Regions from separate parts of the Homo sapiens genome. Here region 1 is linked to region 2. Evidence: read pairs that join two places in POLR2A ChIA-PET (ENCODE). Cell type or tissue: A673. All regions are shown on one strand. Links, peaks and the distances in the headings refer to the core of each region. The heading gives the core; the rest is flanking DNA.

Region 1 (4,000 bases), core at 1-4,000, 56 kb before region 2:
AGTCAGTATTTATTCGGTGATCTGAAGTGTTTGATAAACAAACTGTTCAGATATCATTAACTTTCTGCAGGTCAGAAGTGCACATTCCTGCTGTCTCAGTACAATTTGGTGTCATCCTTGAAGCATACTGCCGGGGAAGTGTGGGGCACATGAAAGTGCTTTCTAAGCAGGTATCAGCTTGTTTTATTTATTCATTTTTTCTTTTTTTGACAGACAACGTTTAAAGCATGAATATCAGCTTGTTTTAATCTTCATGTTCAATTTGGTACTTGGTGTTTGATCAGTTTTATCAAATGCCATTTCTCCCACCACATTATTTCATAGAAGTCTCAGTAACAGACAACCTGATGAATACATTCTTTTGTCAAAATTTAAGTCAAAAAATGAAGTTTCAATGAACTTAGCACAAAAATATTAACTGAATGCTACCTGAAAAATAATTACTCGGCATTCCTAATATATTCTATATTAATCCCAAAGTGCTAAGAAATGCAGATGTGAACCACCACACCCAGCCCCACCCTTTTTTTTTTTTTTTTTTTTTGTGACAGAGTCTCGCTCTGTTGCCCAGGCTGGAGTGCAATGGCACTATCTTGGCTCACTGCGACCTCCGCCTCCCGGGTTCAAGCGATTCTCCTGCCTCAGCCTCCCGAGTAGCTGGGACTACAGGCATGCGCCACCATGCCCAGCTAATATTTTGTATTTTTAGTAGAGACAGGGTTTCACTGTGTTGGCCAAGCTGGTCTTGAACTCCTGACCTCGTGATCCGCCCGCCTCGGCCTCCCAAAGTGCTGGGATTACATGTGTGAGCCACCGTACCTGGCTGCCCCACCCTATTTTTATATCAGATTCCTAATTTCCAGTTAAACTACTCTTTTCTAATTCATTTGCATTGCCAGAAGAACTCTCATAGGCTTCCATTAGGTGTTTTTAATATTTAGGATTTTTCATGATGTTAAAAACTTTTTCTGATCCCTTACTTTTGAAAAGCCCATTAATGATTGTAATAATAGCTAATGTTTATTCATCACTTATTATGGGTCATTTATTCTTAACAACAACATGGAATCAATATTATTAATCCTCTGAATTTTATAGAACCCTGAAATATATCTCACATCTCTGCCTATTTCCCTTGTGTTCATGGCTACCATCCTAGTCCAAGCTACTATTCTTTTTCACTGGACTTCTTCATTAACTATCTAAATTGTACCCCGTGTTTCCCTTCCTACATCTCCCCCAACATTCTATACACAGAAGATAAAGTGACATTTTAAAAATGTAGACTGTGGCCAGATGCAGTGGCTCACACCTGAAAACCCAGCACTTTGAAAGGCTAAGGTGGGAGGATCACTTAAGCCCAGAAGTTTGAGACTAACCTGCACAACATAGTGAGACCCATCTCTAGAAAAAATTAGAAGGTGGCTTGCAACTGTAGTCCCAGCTACTTGAGAGGCCGAGGTGGGAGGATTGCTTGAGCCCAGGAATTTGAGGTTGCAGTGAGCTATGATTTGATTGTACCACTACACCCTAGCCTGGGCAACAGAGCAAGACCCTGTCTCAAAAAAAGAAGTAGATTGTATTACATCATTTCCCTTTTAAAATCCCTTCAATAATTTTTCATTGCACTATGAGTAAAATTCAAATTTTCTGCCAAAGCCTGTTAGGCCATACTTAGTCATAACTTGCTTATTGTCATCATATAACCATTTTCCACACTGCATATTTTCTGGGAGCCTCAGCTTGATGTTAAAGACAATAAAAGGATGATATATGTATGAACAAATTATTCTAACTCCTGTTTTTTTTTTTTTTTGATTGATGAATTGTGAGAGGAAGACTTTACCCTGTACATAGCTGTTCTTGTTATTACTATAAACTTACAAAAGGACAAGGTGTTGAAACACTTAAAGTATTAGACTTATGTCCATGGGGTATTCAGGACACTGTTCCAGGAAGTGTGGATATCAACACAATTAGAGATGGAGCATGAAAACTTTCAACTGTACAGACATGGAAGAAGTTTCAAATTTCACATACTTGTAAAAAGTTCCTGTTTGCTTAGCCCAGTTTTTATCTGGTTGCCTTGTCACCAGTGTTTGTACAGCTCCTGAAACTGTTGAGAAGTAGAGTGATCTGTGGTTTTAACAGATGGCTAACTTGGTAAGTTTCAGCCATCTCAATTTTATCATCAAGCTGCATAGGTCCTTCCTAGTTTCCTGTGAGCAAGGTCTCAGCCTCTGTGGAAACTGCATGCTTGAATTCATCTCCCTACATAGTCTTAGTGGTTTCCTTGCATAGAAGCAGAATTTAAAAATGAAAACATGTTATAAATTAAATCTCTTGTTCATGGAATTTCAAGCCACATTGTTTATATTTGTGATAGACATATTTTATATGCTTGTTACGGTATACTTTTTAATTCTATTTTTAACATTTGTTTTTTCCAGTTTTAATGATATACTTGTAAAATAAGCTGCTCCTTCTTTATGCGTGGCTGAAGTTGTTATGAATTTTATGTACTGTGACATAAAAGACCCTCAGTTATTAAATAATAAAGTTGAATTTTATTTGTTGTTATTATTTATTTATTTATTTTATTTTTTGTGATGGAGTCTCACTCTGTCACCCAGGCTGGAGTACAGTGGCATGATCTTGGCTCACTACAACCTCTGCCTTCCAGATTCAAGTGATTCTCCTGCCTCAGCCTCCCTAGTAGCTGTGATTACAGGTGTGCGCCACCACGCTTGGCTAATTTTTGTATTTTTAGTAGAGAGGAGGTTTCACCATATTGGCCAGGCTGGTCTTGAACTCCTGACCTCAAGTGATCCGCCCACTTCAGCTTCCCAAAATACTGGGATTACAGGCATGAGCCACTGCACCTGACCCTGATTTATTTATTTTTTGAGACATAGTCTCACTGTGTTGCCCAGGCTGGAGAGTGTAGTGGTACGATCTTGGCTCACTGCAGCCTCCAGCTCCCAGGTTCCAGTGATTCTCCTGCCTCAGCCTCCTGAGTAGCTGGGATTACAGGTGCACACCACCGTGTCTGGCTAATTTTTGTATTTTTAGTAGATAGGGGGTTTCTCCATGTTGGCCAGGCTGGTCTTGAACTCCTGGCCTCAACTCATCCACTTGCCTCAGTTTCCCAAAGTGCTGGGATTACAGACGTGAGCCATCACACCCAGCCTAAAGTTGAATTTTAAACATAATGGTTTTGATTTAGTTGGCCATTGTTGATACACCTTGTACTACTTGCATAAGTTTTTTTTTTTACTTGCATAAGTTTTGATAGCCATAGTTATTATAAAAACAAGTAATTTAGATTTGAATAACAAATAGCATGTCTATATTCACACTTTATTATAAAATAATTCGTTCTAGCTATGCTGTTAATGGAAATAGAATATATTGAGATATCATACAAGAGTGATGACAAGAAGTAGATATTAAGGTTGAATAGCAAGAACCTCAGAGTTACTTCTACATAGGTTTTTCTCTAATACTAGGAAGTTGGCCAAATGGACTGGTTTAGGTTAGTGATGTCTCAAATTCTACTATACAATGAATTGCAGAATTTTGAGTAGTTTAAGTTTCATATTTATCTTCTTTCTTTCTTTCTTTTTTTTTTTTTTTTTTTTTTTTTTTGAGACAGTTTCTCACTCTCTTACCCAGGCTGGAGTGCTGCAGTGGCTTAATCTTGGCTCACTGCAACCTCCACCTCCAAGGTTAAAGCGATTCTTATGCCTCAGCCTCCCAAGTAGCTGGGATTACAGGCAAGTGCCACCATGCCCAGCAAATTTTTGTATTTCTTTTTGTAGAGATAGGGTTTCGCCATGTTGCCCAGGCTAGTCTCAAACTCCTGACCTCAAGTGATCCAGCTGCCTCAGCCTCCCAAAGTGCTGGGCCACATTTATCTTCTTAAGTACCCATAGTGCGCACCTGGCCCACATTTATCTTAAGTACCCATAATCTAAGTCTGCTTTTCTCGAATTTGTAA
Region 2 (5,237 bases), core at 696-4,695:
GATTTTTTTAAAAGTATTTATTATAGTAAAGGTTACTGTTGTAAAACATTAGTGACTTTGGTCCATATCTTATTTGCCATTTGTCTTTAAAACATTTTACATTATTTGCATCATAAATTGTAATTTTTATGACTATACATAATTGGTTTTTTTCCTGACCCTTGGAATGTTAGTTTCATGTAACTTTTTAAAAAATTAAAACATTGCAGACTAAATGTACTGATAAGTACATACTGAACACATTTAATTACCACAGTAATTAAAAAGTCCTGATCTTTACTTCTTAAGATGAAAATTCATTAACTTGCAATCTCTGGGATTTCTCTATTATCCACAATGAGAGTATGAATAATCCCTTCTTTCCGCTTCCCACTACTGACAGCCTTTATGTAACAGTCATGGTTCCCGATACTGAAGTGAGTTTCAGTCCCATCATCTACAAACTCACCCTGGAGCAACAAAAGAAGAAGGAATTAGTGGTGCAGAAACTTTTATCTCTGTCTAGAGCATTCACACCATCTAAAAGTACTAGTAGTGCAATAAAATAATGTATTAGTTAAACAATAAGCTTTGAAAAACAAAGTCTAAAGCTTGTACTTAGATGCTTTTACATTTCTGTTATGAATTGAAAGTTTCCTTTTCATAACCCCTACAATCCTTAAGAATCTTAAATTCTTGGGGGAGGAATATAAACCTCATGACTATGTGTCTATGTTTTCAAAAATAAAAATGATAAATATGACATTTATTAGTTATTTATAATATACCTCAAGTGATCTACCCACCTTAGCCTCCCACAGTGCTGGGATTACAGGTGTGAGCCACTGCATCCAGCCAGGGATGGAGTGTTCTTAGCCACTCTGAAAATCTGATTCCTCTGGGTATAAGGTGGCTTACAGTAAAATATACATATAACAAAACCAAACACCACTAAATCTATACCTGTTCTGTTCAATACAGTAGCCACTGGCCACATGTGGCTATTGGGCACTTCAAATTGACTAGTCTGAAAATAGATATGCTGTTTAAATATAAAATAGACACTGGATTTAGAAGACCTAGTATGAAACAAAAAAATGTATAAAATAACTTTTTATACTGATTACATGTTAAATACTATTTTTGGTATATTGATTTAAATCAAATATAATATTTAACTTCACCTAAAATTTTTTCAAATATGGATACTAGATAAATTAAAATTACACATGAAGGTCCTATCTGTGCCTCATATTATGCTTTGATTGAGTAGCAGTGATCTAGAGTAAAAAGATTAGCGCCAGGTAGCGCAGAGAAGGAAGGAAGAAAGAAGAGGCTTAGAGGATAAAAAAAAGATTTATGCCAGAAAGCAAAGAAACCAAAAATCAGACTTAAACCCCCTGGCTATTAGCTTCCTGGCAGCCAAAGTAGATAGAACAAGGCCCCCCAGTTAACAAACCAAGCCAAAGAAGGCACAGGATGCCTCAGGGAGAGAAGCCTTTTCCTAGCTCTGGGAAGGATGTGGCCCGTGGCTCCTTATGGGAGGTATGCTGAATACCACAAGCATGTCCTTGGGTGCAGTGTGTTCTTGTCCCCATTTTTAATATTGAGCCTTGAAAAAAGACTTCGGAAGAAAGGGCAAGGGTTAGGTAATACAATCTATATACGTAGCTTCTTGGCAATTGGACAAATATATAATTTTGGCACGATGCTTTGAGATAAAAAGGAGAAAATAAGCTGTAACTCACAGGCAACAAGATGAGTTTGTTGTGGGTACGTACAGTACTGGGGAAGGCTGCCTAGATATGGGGCTGCCCAAACTGCCCTGCAAACTAGGTTGTAGTTACAATGAGAAGGCAACTGTGTTATAAAGAGCTATTTCCAAACACATGTAGTTTCCTGTTAATTACTACAAAACAAAGACATGTGGATGAATATTATTTTCACCTTTTTACAACCACAACAACATTCCTTGTGTATGTGTGTGACAGGGTCTTGCTCTTGCCACCCAGGCTGGAGTACAGGGGTACAACTGTAGTTCATTGCAGCCTTGAACTCCTGGGCTCAAGCAGTCCTCCTGCCTCAGCCTCCTGAGCAGCGGGGACCAGGTACACACCACCATACACAGCTAACTTAAAAAAAAAAATTTATAGAGATAGGGCCTCATCATGTTGCCCAGGATGGTCATGAGCTCCTGGCCTCAAATGATCCTCCCATCTTGGCCTCCCAAAGTTACAACTGCATTTTTTTTTTTTTTTTTGAGACAGGGTCTCACATTCTGTTACCGAGGCTGGAGTGCCGTGGTGCAACCTTGGCTCACTGCAGCCTCAATCTCCCTGGGCTCAGGTAATTCTTCCACCTCAGCCTCCTGAGTAGCTGGGACTATAGGCATGTGCCACCATGCTCTATTAATTTTTGTATTTTTAGTAGAGAGGGGTTTCGCCATGTCACCCAGACTAGTCTCTAACTCCTAGGTTCAAGCAATCTGCCCGCCTCAGCCTCCCAAAGTGCTGGGATTACATGCATGAGTCACCTCGCCCAGTACAACCATATTCTTAATACCATAAAACAGCATTCTCTTTACATGTGCACTGGAGAATTTCTTGAATATGGGAGGAAATGCAATTCAAAAGTGCTGATTCCCTATCTAGAGAATTCCAGGGTAGGAAAAAAAGAACAGGAAGAACCACCAGGTATGGCATTGGGCACACAGTAGGTATCTGATCCATGTTAGTGGTAACTGGAGTTTTTCCAAAGGGGGCCATAAAATACTGAAGCACTCTCCAAGCCTCTCTGCATAAAAGAAGTCTCTATCAGTAGATTTAACCCAGAGAACAGCTCAAGCACTCAATTTAGAGTGAGCCCAAATTAAATTCTTCAGGACTCAGAAACAGAAAAGCATTCATCTTCGTAACTTTTAAATTTCAATTGATTGATTAATTTTTTTAGAGATGGGTCTCACTATGTTGCTCAGGCTGGCCTAAAACTCCTAGGCTCAAGGGTCCCTCTCACGTCAGCCTCCCAAGTAGGAAGCCACTACAGACCTGTGCTACCACGTGTGGCTTCATCTTTGTAATTTTTGATTTCTGGTTTTGTCACCTCCTCAGAAACAGCTATCAGACCAAGTAGGTTCTAGGTGGTCTTCTGAATGAATTAATCCCAGACCTCCTTTCCTCCAACTACCAAAATCACCTTTTCTCACTGTCTTAAACCTATACTATACAAATGAGATAAAAGCAACTACAACATGCAAAATGTGACCAGAGAAGAGAGCTTCCGATTATCTCTAGCCCTGATGTTCACATCTGGAGCCAGCATGAAAGGTGGGTCCCAGGGATAGCACTCCCTGCTTGGCCCACAGACCCCATAAGACATGGGGATTACCACCCAGTGATTTCGGCTCCTAGTCCCACACTTTCTGTTTCCCACTCTCTCCCCTGTGCACACTACTACTGTTTCACTCCTGCTTGAAATTCACTCCTACATTCATCCCATCCACAGCCATAGTAATCCAAGCACCTGATAGCAAAAGTCAAACACACTGGAGTCTATCTAGATGGGGATTTCAGTGTGCCTGGCCACAGTGACTGGGGGAGCCTCTTTCTCCTCGCATTGGCACTGCTGGTCTAAAATTCCACTTGTCCTCCGGGGTTCGTGAGAGTGCCCTTTCCTGTTCGTCTACCTTCGTGTCATCTGATATTGTATCACTCATTTTACAAAAATCTCGCTTTCAGAAAAGAACCATCTGCTTTGAGTGTATGGTGTAAAGCATTCCTAAAGTGTGATCTGTGGACCAGTAGCATTAGCAGCACCTAGGGAAATGTTAGAATTAGCATTTTAACAAGATTCCAGGCAATTTCTGTGCATGCAAGTTTGAGAAGCAGTGATAACGCACCACTTCAAATGGATCAACACAAGAGGACACCAACCTCTGGGGATATAATTTTTTAACTAGGGGCTCTTTTTAGGTATTTTACTTGCTATGCTGGAGCCTGGTCCAGGACAGGAAAGGGAGAGTATGAAGCTAGTGCCAGCTAAGAACATGAGTTGTTTCCAAACTCACGGTACCAGGCACCATCTGGCAAAGGTTTTCAGAATCTGAAGTCAGGAGTACTTAATCCCTTTTTTGTTTTTATCAAGAGGGCCTTGATTCATTATAAGATCTCTATAATTAGGAAATGCAGCAACAATTCAATGGTAACTGAGACACATGGCACTTAGAGTCATCAAATAGTCAACTTACCGCTGTCTCCAATTTTTTACCATTGCACCATACGTCCATAGCATCTTTTTCTGTAAAGGTAACATAAAAACTTTAAGTTATAATTCTGTGATTTAAAGATAAAGTTAACTTTTCCTATTTATTACTTTAGGAAAGGATTGATATACCAGATCTCTAAAACTCCATTAATATTCCAAAACCCAACACTTTTTCATGGCTTTCATGGCTTGCAGACTCTCCTAAAATTTGAAGAAGCTGTGTTTGTTCTTTGTTCATAAAACTATAATGAAACAAAACAACCTTTTAAGAGAAAGTTATGGTCTTAATACAAATTGATGAAGCCTTATGAAACAAAATGAATCCAAAAGGACAATCTTTAAAGAAGGATGCATACAGGCCGGGCGCGGTGGCTCACGCCTGTAATCCCAGCACTTTGGGAGACTGAGGCAGGCGGATCACAAGGTCAGGAGATCGAGACCATCCTGGCTAATACGGTGAAACCCCATCTCTACTAAAAATACAATAATTAGCCGGGCATGGTGGTGGGTGCCTGTAGTCCCAGCTACTTGGGAGGCTGAGGCAGGAGAATGGCGTGAACCTGGGAGGTGGAGCTTGCAGTGAGCCGAGACCGCACCACTGCACTCTAGCCTGGGCAACAGAGAAAGACTCCATCTCAAAAATAAATAAATAAATAAATAAATAAATAAATAAAAAAGAAGGATGCATACAGATGAATGTGAGGAGGGACCCTTCCATACAAAATGCCCTTCAATATTGACCAGATGACTCCCCTGCCTCCCACACTCACCCAACTGGGTGATGGCACAAAAGACCACTGAAAGCAGCTGCCACGGGATTTATATAGGATAGACAGCATGTCCGCTTTAGAAATCTAGTCCAGCTTCTTACTAGGTAGTACAATAATGTCTATTCCTTTTCATAATGGTTTCAGTTTAGAGAAAAATTATTGGATTACAAGTAAAAAATAGGTATAGCTGGTGGACTGCACACTAAGGAACAATATGGAACAAAATGC

What was found. Peaks named below come from ENCODE experiments on the same cell type or tissue, not always from the same donor. Only the 100,000 strongest peaks of a DNase experiment are listed, where the experiment ranks them.
Region 1: POLR2A ChIA-PET joins it to region 2 with 8 read pairs; 4 of 35 experiments call an interaction of 5 or more read pairs at or near these places.

Annotation. Positions count from the first base shown.
Region 1 is chr3:138,685,045-138,689,044 of GRCh38, reverse strand. PIK3CB (phosphatidylinositol-4,5-bisphosphate 3-kinase catalytic subunit beta) reads left to right here. Exons shown (of 24, transcript NM_006219.3): 16 at 71-170. Among named protein-coding and RNA genes, the nearest start is that of FAIM, 78 kb to the right of the region's middle. In A673, for the core only: no CTCF peak of the experiment used is centred there; no DNase peak of the experiment used is centred there; H3K27ac peaks cover 857 bases.
Region 2 is chr3:138,628,142-138,633,378 of GRCh38, reverse strand. It overlaps FAIM (Fas apoptotic inhibitory molecule), which reads right to left. Exons shown (of 6, transcript NM_001033031.2): 5 at 4,223-4,272; 6 at 3-449. The coding sequence ends at 300. Among named protein-coding and RNA genes, the nearest start is that of FAIM, 22 kb to the right of the region's middle. In A673, for the core only: no CTCF peak of the experiment used is centred there; no DNase peak of the experiment used is centred there.